2 separate regions of the Homo sapiens genome follow, and region 1 is linked to region 2. A link is a loop called in an ENCODE intact Hi-C map of the cell type or tissue named here. Cell type or tissue: PC-3. All regions are shown on one strand. Links, peaks and the distances in the headings refer to the core of each region. The heading gives the core; the rest is flanking DNA.

What was found. Peaks named below come from ENCODE experiments on the same cell type or tissue, not always from the same donor. Only the 100,000 strongest peaks of a DNase experiment are listed, where the experiment ranks them.
Region 1: a loop joins it to region 2, with 7 times the contacts of the local background. A loop is called at or near these places in 3 of 110 quality-filtered maps.

Annotation. Positions count from the first base shown.
Region 1 is chr12:26,169,586-26,181,889 of GRCh38, forward strand. It overlaps a transcript of SSPN not described here. Among named protein-coding and RNA genes, the nearest start is that of SSPN, 20 kb to the right of the region's middle. In PC-3, for the core only: no CTCF peak of the experiment used is centred there; a DNase peak (open chromatin) is centred at 7,916.
Region 2 is chr12:26,266,814-26,279,117 of GRCh38, forward strand. SSPN-AS1 (SSPN antisense RNA 1) reads right to left here and starts at 5,014. Exons shown (of 4, transcript NR_187469.1): 1 at 4,850-5,014. All of the region lies in intron 1 of LOC105369705 (a long non-coding RNA gene), which reads left to right. LOC105369704 (a long non-coding RNA gene) reads right to left here and starts at 9,242. Exons shown (of 2, transcript NR_188068.1): 1 at 9,046-9,242; 2 at 6,516-6,679. RefSeq lists enhancers at 5,156-5,375, 7,915-8,354, 8,375-8,424. In PC-3, for the core only: a CTCF peak has its summit at 7,848 (motif pointing left); DNase peaks (open chromatin) are centred at 5,238, 8,018 and 8,938; H3K4me3 peaks cover 648 bases; H3K27ac peaks cover 5,556 bases.

The sequences.
Region 1 (12,304 bases), core at 2,934-10,933, 97 kb before region 2:
TATATATATTTTTTTTTCTTAGTGCAGAGAGAATAGCTCTTCCTTTCAGGACAGCCAGGCTATGGGGGTGGCTAATGAAGGAGAGAAGAGGATATGACATAGAGGAAGGAGTAGGTCTAAGCCTGGCCCTTCTGATCCAAGGAAAAGAAGACAAGGAGTTTGAGGATGTCAAATATCAAAGTTCTCACCCCTCTTTCCTATGCAAGTTTGAAAATTCAGCAGGTAAGGTTTTAGAAATATTTAGGTAGTTATGTGGAAGCAGAAGGATATTGGACTCATGCCTTCCTTTTCTGAGGGTTGCAGAGCAGGCTGTGGACCCTAGAAAATGCTCTAGCCTTTGAGCAACTGGTTCCTCCTCCCACGGATTTGACCTTAAAGACACAAATTCCCTATTGAGGGGTTCCAGAGGTGGAGAGAGAACTTGTAGAGAGGTGACTTCTGAGCACCAAGGATTCAAGCAAAAATCATCTGAAGAGACAGTGCAAAGGAATGGACAGGACTAACCTCCTCTGTAGATTAAACAAAATATAACCCAGTGGACTCCCTGCATTCCCCCAATTCTCAACAATTACGGGGACTCATGAGGAAATCTGAAAAGCTATAGTGAAATTAAAAACCTGCATTTATTTGTACACCTAAGTGTATACAATGTGAGTGAATATTCTTTGTACTATACAAAGTTAAAATTAGGAATTAAATGAGGATTGACTACAATAAATTATTCTGTTTCTCAGTGTAACTCTAGATCTAGAATAAAGCGGAACTAAGAAACTTGTCTTCAGATCTATGGCATTAATTCCGATGGCTCTAAGTAAGAACTGTCCTAAGCCCTTAATAGAACATCTTCCTCCAATGATATTAAAGTAGACTTCATAATATAGTGCTATTTTAAGAGTCTTCATGTATTTTCTGAGATCCAAACAATTGGATTGATTGCCACTATTGAAATCGTTTCAAGTAACAAAGCATTATAAAGAAAATCTATACAAACATCCTTGAATTATATGCTTCACCTCTTGTTCTTTAATCATCTATTGTCATTACTCTAATTTTTCCCTGTGGTATATGATTTGCTAATTCTAAGTAAGCTAGAGGAAATTTGCATTAATTCAGAATCTGATATTTTGTGTTTTGGAATTCATTGAATAAATACTTACTGAGCAAGTTCTTCTTCCCAGTTAGGTATTTCTCTCCCCATCCATAACCCTGCTTAGCAGTTGAATGGGGGAGATTGAGAGGAACAGCTTTGCCCATTCAATAATGCAAGTAATAATAAATGTAAGTGCTCATCATTTGTCAAGCATGGTATGTAATTATAATTACTTTGTATAAATTATCACATTTCACCATCATAGTAACTCTACAAATAGGGATTGTTTTAATCCTCATTTTATGAATGAGAAAACTGAGACTTAGAGAGATTAAGTAAATTGGTCAAAAATCATATAGTTAGTAAGTGATAGTGATGAGATTCAAACCCTTCCCTTTAACAGGGTTCTTTGCCTCCCTCTGCTATTTTGGGATGATGCTGTGGGCTCTCCTTCATGTCCTCTAGAATACAGAGGTCACTTTTAGCCTGAGTTTAGGTCTAGAAAGTAAGGTCAAATCAGAAGCAGAGGTGGGTTACTCAGTAAATGAGTATGTATATAAATAAATGTGTGTGTGTATACATTTTTGAATTTGCCATTGTAATAGCTATAACACTGCTGACATTTTCCTAATAGTTTTGGTTCATTAATTTCTAGTTACTTCAAACTTCATCAGGCAGCTGTCCTGTTGAACAACCGTTCTCAAACAATAGTTTGGTGACCCCTGGAGGTCCCTGAGACCCTTCTAGGGGGTTTACAAAGGCAAAACTGTATTCTTAATAATACTAAAAATTGTTTGCCCTTTTTAATGTGTACAGTGGAATTTTTCCAGAGACTGCTTGATATGTTCTACTAAACACAATGAATACTGAAGGAGTTATGAGAATCTAGCTATCTTCTAATCATTCTAGAGATTTACAAATATTTAGAATAATGCCCCTGTTTTCCCTATTTTTTTTTTTGTCAAAGAACTATAGTTATTTTTCATCAAAGTATTTATGTGGGTTTATAATTTTGTTTTTAAATGAATTAATAAATATTTTAAAAGATCTCAGTTTTAACTTTTAATACAATAAGTATCAATAGATATAATTCACATAAACAAAATATCTTTGAGCTCCTTAGTAATTCTTAAGAACATAAAGAGTTCCTAAAACCTAACTTTTTGGGACTGTTGGAATAGAGGAAGGAATCCTGGAATTGGCATCAGAAGCCAAGGCTTCACCTCTACCATTTGTCGCCTCTGTGATGTAGGGGAAGCCATCTAAACATGCCAACCTTAATTTTCTCACTGATAGCAGTGAGAGGATAGTAGCACATACCTGCCTCCTAGGTGTAGACCATATGCAATAATGTGTGCAAAGTCACCCCATTCATGAGAGTCTCTTATAATTTCATTTTATTTTTGTTATTATTTTTTGAAATGGGGGTCTCACTATTGTTGCTCAGGCTGGTATTGAACTCCTGGCTTCAAACCATCCTCCTGCCTCAGCCTCTCGAATGGATATAATATTTGATGGGTAATAGATTCTGCTTATTCAGCGTAAAGTATACATTCACCTTAGAATTTTTTAAATGTGTATGAAAATAATTCAAGCATATGGTAAAAATGTTGAATATTCCAGAAGGACTTTTTGTGGAAAAGTCTCCTAGCCTTTACCCCGTCACTCCCGCTCCCTGGAGGTAAATATCCACCCTTGCTCACTGCTGTTTTCAGTTCCTTAGGTAGTTACCATCACAACTCTGCATAATAGGCTCATTTCTCTGTTTCTCGATGAGCATTTTTAGACTGTGTCTAACAAGTCTCTGATGCGAAAGATGAGGATATAACTCATTTGTATTATATTATCTCCTATTAGATGCTAATCTATGATTTTTAATAGAAATAAAGTAATTTTCAATAAACGGCATTTGCATTGCTGTGACTTTGTAAATAATGTAGCCTGCATGTTCTTCTCTATTGGCTCTACGCCAAGATTAATCTTTGTGCCACTTGGAGACGGTTTCCCACATAAAATACAAATGTGTTTTCAGAATATCCTCAAAAACACTTGTTTTTAATCATTCTGTTACATGGAATCCACTTTCTCTCTCTTTTTTTTTTTTTGAAACGGAGTCTTGCTCTGTCGCCAGGCTGGAGTGCAGTGGCGCGATTAGAATCCACTTTCTTTACAGATCTCTCTCTCTCTCTGTCTGTCTTTCCCCATGAATCATCTATCTATTGTTCCAATCTCCTATGTTGATTAGCTTCCAATTTTTATTTTATAGATACAATATCTTTATCAACAGCCCTGAGGAGAGTAAAGACAATTTTTTAACTAGCTCTCTTCTGTTTGCTGAATTCTCCCCATTCCCTTTGAGGGCTCTTTGTTTTGATCCTTCTGTTTTGTGCTGTTGATTTGATTTATACATTTCGTGACCCTTCACTGCCTATTTGTACTTAGACACAGGGACAGGATATAATGGCTGACGGGCTTCTGGGTGATTTCCAACTTCCAGAACTGGGAAACTTTACTCTGGGGTGTGAACTGCCATTCTAGGAGTGTCTGTGTGTTTCCTTTCTTTAGAAAAGAGCGTGGGGACAAATGTCAGGGTGGCCTGTAAGGGTGTCGTTCTGCATTTAAGAGTGGAAGTAGTGGTGGTGGGTGCAACTGTTCTCTAAATAGATCTCTAATGAAGTCCCCAGGTTTCAGGTCCACCTTTGAACTTTGCCCTCTGTAACTACAGATTCAGCCACTCCTGGGAACCCTGGTGCATCCCTACTCTGGAGCCTTTCTTTTTGGGGATATCCAGGGCCTCTTCTGCTATCATGCTCTTTTTCTTTTTCCATTGTCCAGATATTTGCTGATCTCTTTCATATGCTGATATCTTCTTTGCTTTCTCCTTACTCTTATAGGTTTCTTCTTTTTTCTCTTCCTGTTTTACTACTTTATGACCATTTCTATAGGGTTTCAGGAAGGAAGGTAGGCAAATACATATGTTCAATCATCGTCTTTTATAAGAAGCCTGTGGTATTTCTCTTAGAAAGCTATTTTAATCATTGATTGACAAGCCATTGTATCTTCAAATTTTATATTTCAAGGAATTTGGAAAGTAAATCTCTATGCATTAAAATATATTGCCCTTACCATTTTTCTTATTTCGTTTATTACGTCAACTGTGGCTTACGTGGATGATTAAACTTAAATAGTGTCTTCAAGGATGAATGAAGCAATGAAGATTTATTTAAACAATACCATAAAACTACTAGACAAGGAAAAATTCATTTGCAGCCATCTCCAAAACTCAAAGAAATATGTGATACATGAGATTTCTATATTAAGTTTATAAATTTTTTAAGTGAACCATCCTATGACATGGAAGGCAAGCTTGCCTGGCTAAAAGCATCCCAGGGAGGAAATGGCCAGGGTTTCGTCAGTCACCAAGAAGATAAATACACCCTGCTTAAACCCAGTAAAGGTGAAAAATAAATCAGGAAACTTCTTTGCGGTAGCCATGAGAAATGTTAGGCATTATTTGAAGGTCAAACTCACACTTTCAAGGCATCATCACTAACTTATACAAGCCTGATCTCTAAAGACTATCTTGGTTAAATATTGATCATGCTTCAAGCTCCACTTAAACTGCAAATACTGACCACATCTACCTATTTTTCTCATTATCAGCTTTATTGAAGTATGATTGTCATGTAATACACTGCACATATTTAAAGTGTAAAGTTTGGTAAGTTTTCCCATCACCTTCTAAAATTTTCTTGTGTCCCTTAGTAATCCCTACCTCCTTCCCCATCCTGCTACCCACGCTTCCTTCCTTCCTTCCTTCCTTCCTTCCCTTCCTTCCTTCCTTCCTTCCTTCCTTTCTTTTTTTGACAGAATCTCACTCTATTGCCCATGCTGGAGTGCAGTGACAAAATCCCAGCTCGCTGCAACCTCCGCCTCCCAGGTTCAACTGATTCTCCTGCCTCAGCCTCCCAAGTAGCTAGGACTACAGGTGCATGCCACCACACCCGGCTCATTTTTGTATTTTTAGTAGAGACGGGGTTTCACCATGTTGGCCAGGCTGGTTTCGAACTCCTGATCTCAGGTGGTCCACCCACCTCGACCTCCCAAAGTGCTGGGATTACAGGCGTGAGCCACCGTGCCCGGCCTCCCCCTACCATTTCTAGAAACCATTGATCTACTTTCTGCCTCTATAGATTAGTTTGCGTTTTCTAGGATTTTATACAAATGGAATCACTAGATGTATTTTTTTGTTTGTTTTTGGTCTGGCTTTTTTCCCTCAGAATGATTATTTTGCAATCCAGCCATGGGTTTGTTTCCATGTTAGGGATATTACAAATAAAGTTGCTATGAACATTTGCCTACAAATCTTCATTTGTGGGTGTAGGCTTTTACTTATCCTGGGCGAGGTCATATGATAGACGTCTTTAACTTTTTAAGAAATTACCAAACTCTTTTCCGAAGTGGGTGTAGCATTTTGTATGCCTACTAGCAGCGTGTGACAACTGCAGTTTCTCTACATCCTCACCAACACTTGAAATGCCCAGTCTTTTCAATTTTAGCTATTCCCATACCTATGAAGTGACACCTCGTTGTGATTTAATTTGCATTTTCCTAATGACCAATGATACTGAACATTTTCTCAGGTGCTTATTTGCCATGTATCTTCTCTTGTGAAGTGTCTGTCCAAATCTTTTCCATTTTTTATTGGATTATTTGTGTTTTGATTACTGAGTTGGAGAGTTCTTTATATATTCTGGATACAAGTTCTTTATCAATATGTGATTTGTAAATATTTTCTCCCAGTCTATAGATCACCATTTCATTCTCTTGCCAGGTAGCTAATTTTATTTTTTTGTGATTTTTATGGGAATTTTTATGTTTTAAACAATGATAATAGTCATATTTATAATTAGCATATTCAGGAATCTATTTGTTTTAAAGAGCTATACAGAAAAGCTGAGGTGATGCCAAAATTTTAGCTCAATAAACCAACATTTGAAAAAAGCAGTTCACTTCAACTGTGAGATATGAATCTATAATGGGAAATACAATTCTATGGAATTCACAGAGCTTACTTGTTAAAAATAAAAAAAATTACAAAAACTGTAATTCTAATGGGCTTAAAAAGCAAATTCAATTCCGAGTATAAAAAATTTATTTTGAGTTTTTTTTTTTTTTTGAGACAAAGTTTTGCTCTGTCACCCAGGCTGGAGTGCAGTAGCATGATCTTGGCTCACTGCAACCTCTGCCTCCAAGGTGCAAGCAATTCTCCTGCCTCAGCCTCCCATGTAGCCGATATTACAGACATATGCCACCACGTCTGGCTAATTTTTGTAATTTTAGTAGAGACGGGGTTTCACCATGTTGACCAGGCTGGTCTCAAACCCTTGACCTCGAGCAATCTGCCCACCTTGGCCTCCTAAAGTGCTGGGATTACAGGCGTGAGCCTCAGTGCCTGGCCTATTCTGAGTTTCTTAAATTGCAAAAAATATTTCAAATGTAGTATTTCTTTTAGCTCTCTCGGTTTCTGTCTGTCTCTCTTCACGTAGATATTTTAGCCTGAATTATTCTAATGAAATAATTTATTCAGCCACGCTATCTTTCAACCTTTTATAGATAGAAGACTCATAATCATCAGATTGCCATAGAATATTTGATTATGTGAGTCACATTCAGTAGTAATGAAAGGGGAGACTATGAGAGATGGCCCTAAACCTTTTACAAGGCCCTCTAAATCCTTAAAGCGGTATCAAAAGTCTGCTAAATTTACTTCTGGAATTAAGACAAACTCTAAATAAAGATGTTCAAACACTGTGTGTTAAAGCCAGCAAGCACCCTAGACTTGCTTATGCCTTTTCTGCAGTCAATGGGAGGCTGTGCGTCACTGTACAGCTCCACTCACTAACTTCTTTATCAAAAATCTTCTCCCTTATTTCTTCTCTTCTCAAGTGCTTGCACCAATTAAAAATATTCTTCCAAAAATAGTTGAGATTTACATGTTCTAGATATTCTTTGGAAGTAGCGACTTTGTCCTCTAACATGGGAACATCGTCTCCCCCAGTTGCTGAAGTCAGATAGATACTTGGGCACAGTTTTCTTTCTTCTCTCATTCCCAATTCTACCCCCATTTCAAGCCATCATCGTGCCTCTGCTGGTTGAGTACAGCAACCTCCCTCTTGATGTACCTGCCTCCGTTCTCTTCCTCCATCAGTCCATTATTCACACTGTTGCCAAGTGATATTTTCAAAATATAAATCCAAACACATTACTTTCCTGATCAAATATTTGCCATAGCTTTTTATTACCTTAAGAATAAAGTCCAAATTTTTTAGTGGGACTTTGCAAGGTTTTCCTTGTTGGACTTTATTCTTAAGGTAATAACAATACGAGAAGAGAGGGAGATAGAAAGAAAAAAAGTTCAGAATACAAAATGAGCAAAGCTGAATGATTGAATGGATATAGGGTTGTGGTGAGGATCCAATGAGATGATTTAATTAAAAGGGATTTGTGAGACATAAAACACTATTTTAAGGCTACTATTATATTATTATTCCCACCTGTCTCTCAGTGAATCTCTGAGGATTACTGAATACCAGAATTTCACTTTTAAGTGTTGTGTTATTCCAGCCTAGGCTCCTGAAACCCTCGGACATGGTGCTGGTTGCTACATGGCTCTAGACACTCAGATAAATCTTGGACCCCTGGACACCTTCGTCTGCATCCCCAGTGCTTAGAGGTGTAACCTTGAACAGTCATGCTGCCCAGTGTTCAGTAAGTCAGGGTCATTCTGGGAGAGGAACTGTGAAGGTGGCGGAAGTTCCCCAGGCATCACACATGACTCAGACCCATTCTGCCCCACCCGTAGCTTCCCCTCCCATCAAGGAGCTCCTTATTTTTGCCTCCTCTTGTTGTACTTACTGTGGAGGGCCGTGGAAGCCTTTGAGGACCAGAAGTCTTGAGGCGATAGGTTCTACTCGTGAATCCTTTGAATGCAAGGAACAGAAATCCTAGAAACTGGGAACTAGAAAAATCAGCAGCTGGAGCTAGTCTGGAGATCCTAAGTGTCATATGATCTGTCTGACATCTGCATCTGACAGAGTGCTCTGATCTTCTGTGCCGGCTGGCTCTTTACACACTCATCATGCACAGGACCCTGCATGGCACCCTCCAGTTCTATATCTCTCACGTGTATCATGACTGCTCATCTCTAACGTCCACTAACGACAGCCCTAGTTGTTCATTTCCAATTCCATATATTCTCATATGAATGGTCCAAATTGTCATTTGACTAAGGCCCCCAAGTCTAAGCTCACTGACTGGCCTATGGGTCAGGTCACCTGGGTTAGGTATTCACCAGCTACCCAATTACTTGAGGCCGCAAAATACAAGGTCATGTGTTTTGATGCTCACTTAGTAGGCACTAGAGTGAGAATTCTTCAAGAAAGCAATGTGACTAGGGCAACCATAATTCACATCCCTAATAACTGAGAAGCAACAGAGTGTAGCACTGAAAAGCGTAGACTCTGAAGCCAGACCACGTTGTTCAGACTTGGCTTCACCAGGTAACCTTGGGTAAATTATTTAACTTCTCCGTGTGCTTTGGTTTCCTCATCTGTTGAATGGAGATTATAATAGTACCCATCTCATAGTGTTATTATAAGGACTAAATGTATGTGTGTGTGTGTGTGTATGTGTGTAAGCCCTTCATGTTTAGTAAAAAATATATATAAGTGCTAGTAATCATTATAGGGATGGAAATCTGAAGCACAGAATAAGGTAAATTAAGAAGGGTTGTAGATGACTGGTTGTATAATAGCTGCCTGGATAGAGGGTGAAATTCAGCTAAAGTAGAGAGGGGTGGGGAACAAAAGCAAATATGTGAACACAGTAAGAATGAATTCAGAATTCATCAGTTGAAATTTGGGGGGCAGAGATATGGGAGGGGTTAGGGACATAGGAGAGCAAAAAGGAACAGAGTGGGTCTGGCTTAGGTGCAGACACGTGCCTCAGCAGCACAGACACAAGAAGCTTGGATATGCCCTTGTGGTCACAGCATCTTCTAAATGGGTCTTCAGCAACTCTGGCCCCTGGTCTGTTCCCCCAGCAAGAGCAGCTGGTCTAGGATAAAAACCTGAAAGCTTCCTGAGGAGTTTAAAGATATATTCTCTTGAGATATGATGTTACTGTAGATATCTAGACTAGATTAATTCATTAAATCATTCACTTATAGAGTAGTCATTTGGCACTCACCATGGGCCAGTCTATGCTGGGGGGTACAGCAATAAACAGAGCTCAGCACCCCACAGCTTACAGTGTAGGAGGGAACATAATATCCCATGAAGGATGGACAATGACGGGAAGACTTGCAAAGGAGAAGCAAAGTTGAAGCCCTGGGAAAGGGCTGAAGGAGCAGAGCTGACCTAGGCTATGGGTCAATCAAGGTAGGCTTCCTGGAGGAAACTACAAAGGCTGAGTGGAGGAACACTGGGACGGGAAGAGGGGAGAAGAGCATCTCAGGCACAGAGAACTGTGTGTTCAAAGGCCTGACAGCAAGAAGGAGAGCAGTGCTTGAGGAATGAAAGGATCCTAGTGTGGCTGGACAGGAGAAGGTGAGGGCGGAGGGGCCAGCAGGGCCATGCTGAGAGGCTGGTGCTTTTATACTTTGGGCAATGAGACTGAGCTTGTCACCCGCAGACTGGATGACTGGATCTCACTCAAACTGATGGATTTGACCTCTCCTGTTTTGCTGGGGACAGGAGCCAGGCACTCTGAAGGGGGAGTAGGGGTCACGGTACCATCAGGGCAGAGGAGAATTCAAGAGCAAGGTGGGTCTGTATCAAGAGCAACTTCTTGAACTTCACAATTTTGCTTAGGGGCCTTGTATTCCTTAAACCACCACCAGGAAACCAAAGCTCTGCATGGATGTGTTTTCAGTTTTTCACAACTGCACCCCATACAGCCTCAGAAATCTCTATTTTACTGTCCCACCTTAGTTCCAAGTGCCTCCTAATAGGCCCTACAGAATGATGCCAGTGGACTACCTGAAAGTCATTAAAATGAAGCAAACACAATTTCATGTTTCTCTTAGTTTCAGGCTACCTCTTGAAGAGGCAACAGACACAACTGAGTAGTTTCTCTACAACCCTCACATATGTATACGGTGTTGCAGTATCTCTGATGATGCACATCACTTGGTAATTGAAACGCTCAAATGATAAATGATTGGCTTTTTATTTAGCTAGGCTTTTTTTTTTTTTTTTTTTTTTTTGCAGGGCCATAGTGAAATATTTACTTAGCCTGCTGTCTTTTTGTGTGAACAGGATACGGTTTGCCCTGGCTTGAGGATGTGCTCTGTGTTGTTTGCTCATGGCACTGTAGAGGACTGTTCCTCCAAGCACTTCCTTCTCTTCCACAACCCATCTTGAAACCAGAGAACCAGCAGGACTAAGGATGGAATTGAAAAAAGTTGATGAATTTATGTTTCATCTTCCATCTCTACTTCTTCTCCTGGAGGTGTGAACGAATAATGAAACTGCTAAGGAGAAAGGCAGCATGAAAGAAGGAGGCTGCACAATTGGACCTTGCAAATTCAAGATCTAGATCATTAGCTGCAAATCTGAGTTGGAGGTGCTGAATACTCATTCACACGGTCGTGCTCATAGCAGCAGCGAGATTTTTTTTCTTGTCACGATGAACAGAGTGTCCTGACACCTTGAGACATTAGGTGCTTGCAGAACATAGTGTGAGGTGACAAGGGAAGGGACTTGCCCTTCACCTCCACACCACTCCAAAAAGCCCTACCATCGTGCAAAATTACATACACAATCTCATGCCACAAAATATAAACCAACCACTACATTTAAGAAATTCGATTTCTCCCCCTTAACTGTCCCCTGTGCTTTCTGAGCACATAGCATATTTTTCCCTAATCTTAAAATTTAGCTTTAAAGTTCACTGTTAAGGAACTAAGCAGTTTTTTAGTCAAGAGATATATGCTGGTTTAAGATACACAAAAACTTGAACAGTACTTGAGATCTTTTGAGAGGAATGAGCAAGAAATCAGATATTTGCCTTTTCATCTTCTGTAGACTCATACAGCATCTTCTACATAGCTAGGGACTCAAGAATGTTGAATCTCCAAGCTAAAGCATCTATCAAATGTTATTTACATAAATAGAGCATATGGAGGGAAGCAAAAAAGTGGAGGGGTATTCAGAGAGGTGATAGCTCTGGAAAGGAAGAATAAAAAATTTCCAAGGAGGCAACAATTCCTACTGTCTGCCAGTCTGTCCAGGAGATTCACTAGACTGGCCACTCCAGTTCTCCCCAGTTCGGTTGTGCTCCAGGGAAGACAGTGTTAGAGGACAAGAAGCAGGCTGGAAAGAAAGTAGAATAATGCCCTTAGACTGCATGGAATCTCAAACAAGTTTTACTTTTGTGCTATGTATATAAGGAGATCTATTTTCTTTCTCACTGAGGTCGTATCAGTAGATAAACTGCGATCTCTGTGGAAATCTTTTTCCTTATTTTTAAAGTTTACTACTCATTTTTTTTTGTTCAAAGAAGCTGTTCTGAATAAAGTTACTCAATACAGTTGGAAAAACTGTCATTTGATCCACTTCTGTCTTTATCAGAATTCTGCGTTTTCTTCTCCTTGAACAGCAAAAATACTACTGTAAAACAAAATTATTATTTAGGAACAAAATCAGTTAACTTTCTGATTGTTGAAGGGAGATTGGTCAACAATGTTAGCTGTTTTCCACTGTCTTATTTTTAAGAACATGTAATATTATAGTTGTTTTCTCAGTGGTGGCTTAAAAAGGGAGCACGGTAAGAACTCATTCTAAAACCACAATTTCTCTTGGTGCTATAGATCAGTTTACAAAAGGCAGTTCTGTAGGCAATGTTATCTAAAAACATATGACTGTGAAAACAGACACCAATTATGAATCAAAGTTTAGGCACTTTTGTCTTTTTCTTTCTTTTCTTTTTTTGGCTTTGTAGAATAATCTTAGCTGAGCTTGTCTAGTGAGATAAATCGACTGACAGAAACCAGTAAACTAAATGCAGCACGTTGATGCCTGTCATTAGAACACCTGTGAGTGGAGGATAGCACTGTGCAACTTAAAAACAGGAGGTCAAAGATTGCTTTTTAAGAAATGGAAACGTATATGTAGAAATAAATGTTGTCCTTTTCAAAGTATTGATAGTTGC
Region 2 (12,304 bases), core at 2,886-10,885:
CAGTGGACTAGAAAAAAGGTCATAAGTTGAGAATGAAGATCAGAGGAAGCATTGGAATTTTGAGAAGAGAGGTGTGAAATGAATATCCAGAAAAATGATGACTGTCAGCCAAAGCATTTGCCCAACCACAGGTCACTCCATCCTTCCAGTCTCAGTACTTGGGTCTGGAAAAGTTTGGTTTTCAAGGGGTCCCTATTAGAATGCAAATATTTGGGAACCCAGGTGTTCTTCAGCTGATTTTCTTGATTAACACATTTGTGTCAGAGGATGTCTGAGCTGTGAGGCAGTGTGAGTCAGATCCCTCAGGTCCTGATGGTTTTACTTGATTGTTCCTAGGAAATCTAAATTTCACCTTCTCTTATCTATTTCAAGGAAAGTAATTTATTAAATGTAAACTGAATGTAATTCATTTGAAAAGATTTGCAAGATTTAATATAGTGAAATCCACATATCAGAAAAATAATTTATCAAGCCATTTTTCCCAATTTTTTCCTGTAGAAATCAGACGTAAGACCAAGCCTTTGGTGAGCATCAAGTAAGTGGTGGTAGGAGAGACATCTATTCTTACAAAGGAGGAAAGGGGTCTCCTACTGAAGGAGAGGCATTGTTTCAGACTAATAGTTACTTTACAATTATGGAGATTTTCTCTGTGTCTGTCAAAGCTAAGCATCATTGAATTAATACCCCATCCCAAATTAACAAATACTGAGCAGGAACATACTAACTTGTCCTGTCTTCTACTATTAGGGCCAAAGAATTTCTACAGAATTTTCTTTTTTTCTTTTTTAAATTAAATTAAATTAATTAATTTATTTATTTATTTATTTATTTATTTATTTATTTATTGAGATGGAGTCTTGTTCTATCTCCCAGGCTGGAGTGCGGTGGCACTGTTTCGGCTCACTGCACCCTCCACCTCCTGGATTCAAGCAATTCTCCTGCCTCAGCCTCCCGAGTAGCTGGGATTACAGGTGTCCGCCACCACGCCTGGCTAATTTTTGTATTTTCAGTAGAGACAGGGTTTCACCATGTTGACCAGGCTGGTCTCGAACTCCTGACCTCAAAGTGATCCACCCGCCTTGGCCTCCCAAAGTGCTGGGATTACAGGCATGAGCCATCGTGCCCAGCCCAGAATTTTCTTTTTTAAAAAGTGTGTTTTCTTACCTCTAGGATAGCAAAAAAATGCTTGACATAAGGCACATGGGCTCTGGCATATCGCTGAAGCTTGCTTTAGAATCCAAGTTCTCTTGCATTCTAACTTTGTGATACTGGGAAAATGTCCTAATCTCACTGAGACACTTTCCTCTTCTCTAAATCACAGGCTACTGATGAAGGTTGTTATGAAATTCAATGAAACAACATGTCATAGTAAGTGTGCAGGCCTGTGTCTGGCATATTGAAAGGGCTATCATTATGAATTGCGTGTTGCTAGACACTTAGGTGTTATCTTCCCTTATACCTGGAGAAGCATCTAGAGCTCCCTCTGAAGATTTCTGCTTAAACTTGTATTGGGAAATCCAGCTTTATACACACACACACATTTTATATATACATATATATATATATACACACACACACACACACACACAGTTTTTCACTATACTGTCACTCAAAACACTCAGTACTTCATTTCTGACCATTAAAATGTATGGGCTTTTTTTTCCCACATCAAGCAATTCTCTAATTCTCTGCAGATACCAACTGGGTGTCCTATAGTTCAATACAATCCTGATACCAATCCAAGTTAGCACAGACACCACAGGTTAAGGGTTCAGTCCCACCAGACTGCCCCCCACTTCAGATGCCAGTCATAAGAAGTAGGTCCCTATGTTACCCACAACTTCTGTTCCACTTGGCTACAAATCAGAAGTTCTCATGATCCTCCTCTTGGGTTCAATAATTTGCTACAGCTGCTTGCTCACAGACCCAAGAAAACAGTTTACTTACTAGATTACTGGTTGATTACAAAGGCTATATTAAAGGATACAACTGAACAGCCAGATACATAGAGCAAGGTATGGGAGATGTGGCATGGAGCTACATGCCCTCTCTGGGTGGACAGCCCTCCCAGCACCTCCAAGTGTTCAGCAACCAGGAAGCTCTGTGAACCCCAACCCTTTGAGTTTTTCTGGAGGCCTCATTACATAAGCATGATTGATCGTTGATCATTAATGATTAACTCAATCTCCCACCCCTTTTCCCTCCCCAGAGGTTGAGAGGTGGGGCTGAAAGTTGCAATCCTCTAATCACAAGGTTGGTTTCCCTGGCAACCAGCCTCCCATCCTTCAGGGCTTTCCAAAAGTCATCTCATTATTAAACTCAGGTGTGTTTGAAAGGAGCTTGTTATGAATAACAAAATATCTTTATTGCTATTATCAAGATTCCTGGCCAGAAACCAGATATGAAGATCAAAATATATATTTCCTATTACATCATAATATTACAATACACAACCCAAAGACCCACATACCACTAAAACAGGGAAATAAAAGAAGAGTTGGAAAGTGGGGAATGTACAGGCTATGTTTTTAATTATCTCCTTGGTAATATAAACACGTCAGAGACTGCTGTATATTTTGCTCATCTCTAGCTGGCCTAAGACTCTGGGAATCCTTAGCCAGTAGATGAGGAGGACATCTTTGTTTTACCATAATATTGTAAAAGTTCCAGAAGGGTGGGGACCATGTGTCTAACTGAACTCAGTAAAGCTGCTTAATAACTCATTAAATGAAAGGATAATAATAAAAAAAAATGTGTGCCTGTCCTCAGCAGTTGGGTTTCAAAGGACTGCAGCCACAAGGTCCATCTCACATGGCTTGGCCCCGGGAAGTGAGTGGGTGTGCTGGCGGCTGCACTTGAAGCTGGTTTTAATGATACCCTCCAACAACTGCATCCTTTGCTGATACAGCTGTTTCAATCTTGCAGCTGTTGTGCTCTTGCTTATATGTCACTGTTTAAAATGAGGATAGCAGGAAAAACTCTTGGGGCCACATATAGAACCCCCATGGGCAGAGTCCTCAAACTGGGATGTTCCGGAAGCAAGAGAGCCAAGGCTCTGTGTTATGCAGAAAGCCTGGGCTTCTGTGACCTCTGTGTATCAATCAGCCCAGATTCTAGACACTCTGTCCTGGATAGGGCCCCAGGATAGGCCCACTGGGCAAAGCACGAGCCGATAACTCAAACTGTTATCCGTGAACCTGACCAGGCGGGAGGGAGTCAGTGTGTGTAGTTTATAGGCCACAGCCATGAGGCCATATGTCTTTTACAGCCAGCTGGAGTGTCAGGCTGATCCCATGCTTGTCACCTGGCCCTTTTCTTCCCTGGCAAGTGACTGCTGATTCCTCTTGTAGGCCCTCCAGAATCTGGGACTATCAGTGCAGGTTGCAGGTTATGCTGTGCAAGGGTTTTTAGTTTCTTTATTTAGCCATGGAATCTCATCTCCCAACAAACTCTCAGGCCAAAGCCGGATATATAAAAACAGTTAGTTCTGGAAGTATTTGGCATGAAGTGGTAGTAGATGAACCAAAGCTGGCTATCTCTGCCACACCAAAATTCACTACACACACACACACACACACACACACACTCACAGACACTCATTGAGTTACCTCTATAGAATTCTTAGGACTCTAAGCAGAGGCAGTTAGAAAACCCCTGATAGTGCCATTTTTTTCATTTTTATAGATGAGAAAGCAACTCTAGGTCTTTCCTGCCTAATGTAGAAGCTACTAGTCCCAGGTAGCCACTGAGCATTTGAATGGCTAGTCTGAACCGGGGTGTGCTGTGGTTGTAAAACACATGCAGGATTTCAAAGACTTGGTACCAAAAAAAAAAGAATGTAAAAAATCTCATTAATACATTTTTTATTGAGGGCATGCTGAAGTAATAATAGTTTGGATAGATCAGGTCCAATAAAAAATACTATTAAAAGTAATCCCATTTGTTTTGTTTTACTTTTTAAAATATGACTATAAGAAAATTCAGAATTACGCAGTGGCGTACATTCATGACTTTCTAAATTATAATTGTATTGAACAGCAATGGTTTCTATTGTTTTGCTAAATGCCTTTTCAAGGCTATCTGGATCATTGGAGACAGGTCAGAACTCCTAACTAAGTGCTCTCTCCTTTCCACCATCCCCACATGATTCATTTACATGGAGAGGTAATTGACAGATAGAAGCTTACATTAACATCCTTGGGGAGTTTCCTTTAATTTAATGGGATAAGAGGAAAGAACTTGCAGACAAAGGTAAAGGTGGGGTAGGATTAGGCCCATGGATGATCTTCCTAATGACTTTTGTTATCTAGAGCATTGACTTAGAAGCACCAACTTAGAAACAAGAAGGGCTGAGTCTAGAGCCTTTGACAATTACTCTCTCTCCTTGCGTAAGTCACTAGACTTCCTGGGTCTCATTTTTCTTATCTGTAAAGTGAGGAGATAAGTTCACAGCACCCAAAGTCGTCTTCAGCTCTGGAATTCCATGACTCACCATTTTTGTCTTCACCCATATTCTTCAGTGCTAGCAAATACTTTTTGATATAGTGTTCCTGCATTTATTTCTTTTAACTTCTTGATCACCCTCTTCTCCTAAAACCCAACTTCAGCTAAGATAAGTAGGATTGGGAAGGGAAGATTATTTCGAAGACAACTGCAAGTCACTCCTCTTTACTCTTGACCCCAACAGCAGTGAAAGATGAGCTGTGTGCTCTTACCTCTAGCTCAGTAAAGGAGGACCAGGAGGAGGAAGACGGCAAGGAGGGAATGAAGGGGGAGGAAGCAGAGAGATGGGGAAAGAAGAGGAAAAAGATGAAGAAATAAGAAGAAAATGGGTTTTAGCAATGCATACCTGAAGGGATGATGAGCCTGGACTCTCTGGACTCCTAGATTATGAACTCCTGCAGTGGACCATGTCCTATTTTTTGGAGGCGTTGGGGGGAATTGTCTTACGCAGCACCCAAGCACACTGCTATGCAATGGACCACAGATAGGAAGCAAGCACTGCATTTGGCTCACTGAGTTTGTAGCCCCTGCCTTTTATAGCCAGCAAGTTGATAATAATTGTGAGAGTGAAGGCAGATGAAACACACAGTACTCAGAGTGAGATGTCAAACAACAAATTTACTGAGCTTTTTACCTTCCTTCTGAGCCCCTATGAAGCAGAAAACACCCAGACATTGTTTTAAGTTAGGGAGTTTCCAGCTTTGCAAGTGAACTCCCTGGCGGAGGGCCAGGCCTGCCGTCAGCTCGTGGGAGCGAGCAGCATTCTCGGGGTTGTGTTGGAAGTTCCAAGCGTATGATGCATTTATGGCAGGATGGAGCTGGTACCTATAGGTTTAGGGTTTAATTTTTGTTCTAGAACGTACTTCCTCTCTGAATTGCCGCATGTGCTGAGACGCTGGTTGTGCTGTTTCCTTCTGAAGCCCTCTCTGTTTTAAGTGTTGCCTCGAAAGGAATGATGAGGCGAGAAGCTTGTCTCAGGCCCCAACCACACCTGGCAGCCCTGAGGGGAGAGCAGTGTGAGGGGACATGGCTCTGTGGCCCACAGTAACCCATTGTCTTCCCTTCACGTGGGCTTCGCAGAGGGCAGAAGGGACTGGCACTGCTTTGAAAGGCAGTGTGAACTCAACCTCTCCCGCCCACACCAGGGACACCAACCTTTGGGGTTAGCTTAGCCAGCAACCAAAGAACATTTAATTAAAACATACTTTTTAGAAAGGAAGAAAAGAGGCCAACACAAAATAGCTATTTAAAATGCCAGATTTCTGGAAAATCAGAAGAGAGTAAAGCTGGAGCAAATTCTCCGGTGGTGGTGGTCAGGGGGTTGCAGTCAGGACTCCTTCAGGGCCATTATCCTGCTGCTTCTGGTGTCCAGTACCTGCCTCTCAGAAGACAGAACACAAAACCAAGCTCTACCAAAGCCAATAACCAAGTATCAAATACTGTGAATCAGGGTTCCTTTTGGAAGTGTCCACTGAGGCCCTCTCAGCCAGAACACAAAATTCATTTCCCTTAATATCCTGCAGGCATATGGATAAACTGCTCCTTTGGCAGTTTCTTAACTGAATGGGGGCTGATGGAGCCCAGCCAGGCTCCAGGTAAATGAGACTGTAAAGTGGGGCTCAAAGAAAATGTCCTCTGGGTTGCGCATGCTCTGTTGACACAGGGCTGGTTAAAATGTCCTGGAGTGGGAGGTCCAGGTCCAGGTCACTTCCTTACTAGTGCCTCAGGGAGACTCTCCCTTCTCACCAGGGCTTATGGTCCTTTGTATTTTTCTCACAGAACTGAGGATCCCAGCCCTCCCATCTCCATCCATGCTCAGGGATTGTAGTGGGGGAAGAAGGACCTCCCTTTCTGCGTGTCCCCTCACTTGTCTTCTGAGAGCTACCTGTAAAAGAGACAGGCTTTGAGCTACAAACAAAAGCCAAGCACTCCAAATCTAGGGAATTGCAGGGTCACCTTGTACATTACTCAACTTGGACTGCCGTAACAAAGTATTAATACAATAGACTGGGTGGCTTAAACAGCAGAAATTTATTTTCTCATGGTTCTAGATGTTAGAAGTCCAAGATCAAGGTGCTGGCAGAGTTGGTTTCTTTTGAAGCCTCTCTCCTCTGCTTGCAGATGGTTGTCTCTTCCCTTTATCTTCGCAGGGTCTTCCTTCTATGGTATCTTCTCTCTTTATAAGGACACCAATCGCCTTGGATTAGGGACCACCTTATGACCTCATTTTAACTCAATTACCCCTTCAAAGGCTCCGTCTTCAAATACATTTTGTAGTACTGTAACTCAAATGTGTAGTGCTGTAACTCAAATCTCTTCAAATATATTTTGTAGTACTGTACTCAACATGTGAGTTTTGGGAAGACACAATTCAGCCCATACACCATGTCTGTGACTTTCAAGAAGGCTGGGAACCATAGCAACACACCACATTTAAATCATCCAATAATGCCATTCCATTTCCTCTTCTTCCCCAAATGCCCCAGTTTTATTGGCCTTTCTGAGCTCCTTAGGCCAGTTTTCTCCAGGATTTCAGTTCTCTGTGGTGCTGAGGACATTCCCTGGAACATTTCCCTTGGGGACAGCAGCATTGCCAAGGTGGAGGCCAATGTGCTCCCTCACCCGCGACTCCTCCCTTGCTGGCCGTTCCCAGCTCAGCCAAAGCAGAAAGTGAGGCCCAGTTAGAGGGTTGTGGTCTTGCCCGAGGAGCCAGGGCTAGCAGACCTCCCAGTCCCCCAGGGGCAACGTTCAAAAAGATAGCCTTCTCCTCATCAGCTTGTACGTCCTGTTGTGTTTACAAGCAGGCCTTCTCTGCATGAAACAGGTTCCAGATAAGGATGTTCAGAATTTGTTTGGCTTCCCACCACTCCTGAAAAGTAATTGCCTGGTAGTGCAGGCTGGGAAAGAAGACAGGATTACTGAGCCCAGAGATGATCTCTTTTAACCCCTCTGTTTTTTTTTTTCAGATCAATTTAAAGTTACTTTTCCTACCCCTGAACCAGATCAACAACCATCCCCTTTACTCTGGGCTTTGCAATTCAACTCTATTTTCTATGATTGCAGTGCTGAGCTTATTAAACAAAAGCAGCTCTTGTGAATCCTCTCCCTAAGATGATCGTTCCTGGGTGGTCCTTCTTGGGTGGGTCCCTGGGCACAGAAACCCCAGGCCACGTTTCCTCCTCTGCTCAGCACGCTGGGCAGATTCTGCCTCCCGCAGCTCAGCTCTGGCTCATCAGGAGATAAGATCAGAGACACTACGGAAGGGCCAGGTTTTAACAAGGCAGAAAATACAAGCTATTCCAAACATGAGGCCTACTGTGCAAAAAACAAACCCCCTGGCTTTGGGGGCCCTCTCCTGGAGAGGGTTTCTCTGCTCATAAAGATTGGTATCAAGGGGTGAGGAGGGAGTCATGCCATCCCAGCAGGACCTCCAGTTGAGGGCTTCACTTTCAATTACCCAAGAGCAGCTGTAGACTGCTGCTTATGTAATGGGCTCTGCGCCTCCTTCTCGGGAGGAGGATGTGGAACCGTTTTGTGTTTGCTGAATAATGAGTCATGGTCAGAGTTAGGGAGCAGAAACAGTGACTCTCTCCCCTGCATTGCTTCATCCGGAACTTCTAGTAAAGAATGATAAGCCCTGAGTCAGTGCCCAGTGGGGCCTGCCCTGGAAGGGGAAGCACCACAGGAGGCTCTGAAATGCAGGCCCCACAGAGCCCACGCACCAGGCTGAAGGAGACTCTGGGGGCATTTGAAGCCCAGATGGGCTGCTTGCAAGAAGATTCACTGTTTATTTAGGCCTGTAGCTGAGCTGCCAGGGTTTTCCTATCTCGGGTAATCACAGCTCCTCCAGCCAGGATCCAGGAGTGTTGGGGTGAAGACTGAGGCTTCAAAATGAACAGAGCTTTCTCCAAACCTCATTTTAGCTCTAAGAAATGAAACAAGTCAGCCGTACACGGTGGCCCTGCTGTAATCCCAGCATTTTGGGAGGCTGAGGCGGGCGGATCACGAGGTCAGGAGTTTGAGACCAGACTGGCCAACATGGTGAAACACCATCTCTACTAAAGATACAAAAAAATTAGCCAGGCATGGTGGCGAGCGCCTATAATCCCAGCTACTCCGTAGGCTGAGGCAGGAGAATCACTTGAACCCAGGAGGCGGAGGTTGCAGTGAGTCAAGATTGCGCCATTGCACTCCAGCCTGGGTGACAGGGTGAGACTCCATCTTAAAAAAAAAAAAAAAGAAAGAACAAGTCTGAGGGGCGGGAGAAAGGGCACGTTTATATCAACTGAGAAGTCAAAAGGTTTGGTTTTAGCCAGAAAGGGAAAAAAAAGACACATTATTGCTCACATTCTGAGGTCAAACAAACAAACAAAACCCCTGAGAAAACAATATGAAGCCCTGTAAGAAAAGGCTTAATGGACCAGAAATTATTTGTTCCTCTTCATGTTTCTGAGAAATGTGGTTCAAACTTTATAGACTTTCCACATCAGCAAACAATTAATCATGGCTTGCACTCCCACCCCACCATGCTTTTCAACATACCTAGCAAGAAGCCACAGGCCATTTCTTGTCTTTCTGTAGCAAATCACAGACCAGATCTGGGTGCATAAGCGAGGTTTCCTATGGAGTTGGTGGGTTATTCTATGGTGGGTGCTGCAGGAAGTTCAGGGCAGCTTGCCTAATGCACAAGGAAGGGAACATTTCCTTCCCTGTGCAAGGCTTCAGGAGACTGACCCCTGCCTATGACAGCATAACACAAAGCTCAAGGTCAAACTGCCTGGGTTTGAATCCCAGCTCTGCTACGGGCCACCAGCTATGTGAGTCTGGCACACAACTGATTTCTCTGCTTGGATCCCTCATCTGTAAAATGAAGGCAACAAAAGCTGCTACCTCGTAGGGTGGTTGTGAAGACTAAAGTAAAACTTGTAAAGCATTTTGAGTGTTTTTCTTTTTCTCCATCATTATCTTTTAAGGTTAGCCTAATGTTCATCTCTAGTGACTTCTATCTAAAAATTTGTTAGTGAGACAGAATAGCATAAACAGGTCTTATGGCCAAGCAGATATGGCCTTTTTACAACTAGTAAAATTTTTCTTTAGAATTTTCATTTGCAAAATGGAGAAAATATAAATTTATAGTAAGGATTCGATAAAGTATATAAAGTCGTTTAGCTTAGAAAGTGCTCAATAAGCGGTACTTTGGTTATAATTCTCAATAGACCTGAATCTCTGCTCAAATAAGTTCCGTATTTCATTATCCCATGTAGCAAGATGAAATCCCAACACCCAGATCACAGACATCCCTTTAGAGTATTTCTACACATATTTATAATATAAAATTTCAGAGAGGAAGGACATTCATAAAATTCTAATTTAAAACAAAATCCTTAAGGCATCTAATTCTTAAGGCAAAACATTTTGTTGTTTGGTTGAGAAAAGGAAGGAGGAAAGATGAGGCAATTCTTTAGATTCTTTAAAGAAGGGCTCTTTCAGCTTGAGTTATATTGATTGACTTCCTGGCTTGAATCACTTCATGGTATTTTGTTCAACTCAGCTGACCATAGGAAGCAGATGACATACCTCCTCTGAGACTGGCTCTTTAGCACCAGATGGACAAGATAAGTGCTATAAGATGAGGGGCAGCCACATGGCTGACATCGTCATCGTCATCATCATCATCATCATCATCATATCATCCCATGTAGTGTCCACATGTAGGGAGGAGCACTTCTTGTGTGTTGAGCACAGCACTAAAGGACTTTACATATTAACTCAGTTTTATCCTTACAACAACCTTGTTGGCTTAATATTATTATCTCTATCTTTTTTATTTTTATTTATTTATTTATCTATTTAGAGACAGGGTCTCATTCTGTCACCCAGGCTGGAGTGCACTGGCATGATCATAGCTCACTGTAGCCTTGAACTCCTTGGCTCAAGCAATCCACCTGCCTCATTCTCCTGAGCTAGGACAATAGGCATGTGCCACCACATCTGGCTCTTTTTTGTTGTTGAGAAGGGCAGTGGGGGGTTCTTGCTATGTTGCCCAGGCTTGTCTCAAACTCCTGGCCTTAAGTTATCCTCCTGCATCGGCCTCCCAAAGTGCTGGGATTACAGGTGTGAGCCACCGCACCCAGGCTGTTTCCATCCTAAGAATGAGAAAATCATGTTCTTTAGAGTCTTTCAATCTGTTCATGGTTCTGCCGCTAAGTGGTACAGCAGGGGTGAGAATCCAGGATCCCAATCATGGAAGCTTTTTCCATTAGGCTTTATGGCCACTGCTGCTGAGGGTGGGGCCTTCCCGGAAGCCACTCTCACCCATGCCATTGTGGTTTATAAATCATGCTAAATGTCCCTGCTAAGCAGCCCAAGCTGACCTGCTGGGCTAGTGGCCCTGTCCCGGGAGCGCTCACAGGCAGTGTTGGGAGAGACTGCAACCATTGCTGACAGGCCGGAAGAGGCATTGCCATCCTCAGACTCTTGGTGCAACTGAGATGAACTTGACAGAAATGATTTGGTTCCACAGGAAAATATAATTCCCCCTAAGTTATTTTGTGGAGTCAGCGGTAAGGGAGGCAGGGGCGTCCCCAGTGTCTTGGTGCAGATATTGGTGCCCCCTGAGAGGGCAGACCTGATGGCCCGGACAAGTTTCCTTTCTTGAAACAACGTTAATTTGTCCAGTTTTGTGGCTTTTTTATGTGGAACAACATTAGCTCATCCAAGCTTGTGGTTTATTTGAAAACGAAATTCCGGTAAATCTTTCGCACCATCTGGCAGTGTGGTGATTGGCCGCGAGTTAGGAACAAGCCACTGAGCACACAAGAAAACAAAGCAGTGAAAACCCACCACCCCAAACAGAAAGGCTTTCTGTAAATTTTGTGCCTCAGCAACCCCACGGGGCTCTCTGAGGACGGGTCTCCCTGTGAGCAGAGCTGTAACCTGTCACTCTTGGGTGGGAATCTGTTTCCTTCAATAGCTAAGGCCTAGTGGAATTTCTTAGGGTAAGCTTTAGCCAGGGTCTTACATTCTTTCTTTAGACACAGATTAGCAAGGACCCTCTGAGGGCACATTCAGAGGATCTAGAAACCAACATGAGTGATCAGGAGAAAAGGGAAATTGAAACATCAGTGGTTGACTCTGGTGTGTGGAAAAATGAGTGGGCCTGAGTCCCCGAGGGACATAGAAGATGGCATTCTCACTTATCTGTCTGCCACACCCAAAAATCCTTCCCTGGTATTCATTGCACACATAATAAATGTTTATCCAGTGCCAGCTACATGCCTTGCACTGCTTTGGGCACAGGGGAGAGAACTATGAACAAGACAGTCAGAGCCCTTGCCTTTAAAGAGCTTATATCCTAATAGCATAGGCAATTTAAAACACATGATTTGAAATACTAATTTTGGCTGGGCACAATGGCTCATGCCTGTAATCCCAGCATTTTGAGAGGCTGAAGTGAGAGGATCGCTTGAGCTCAGGAGTTTGAGACCAGCCTGGGCAACAGAGTGGAACATTGTCTCTACAAAAAATGAAAAATTAGCTGGGCGTGGTGCCATGCACCTGTGATCCCAGCTACTCGGAAGGCTGAGGTGGGAGGATTGCCTGAAGCCAAGAATTTGAAGCCGTGATTATGCCACTGCACTCTAGCCTGGGTGACAGAGTGAGGTTCTGTCTCAAAAAAAAAACAAAAAACAAAACAATGTAATAATTTCAAATACGTTAAGTGCTATGCTGGGGACACACAAGGGGCTGAGGAGAATGAATGCAGGGAATGAGTGATCTTTAGCTAGATGGCTCAGGGAAG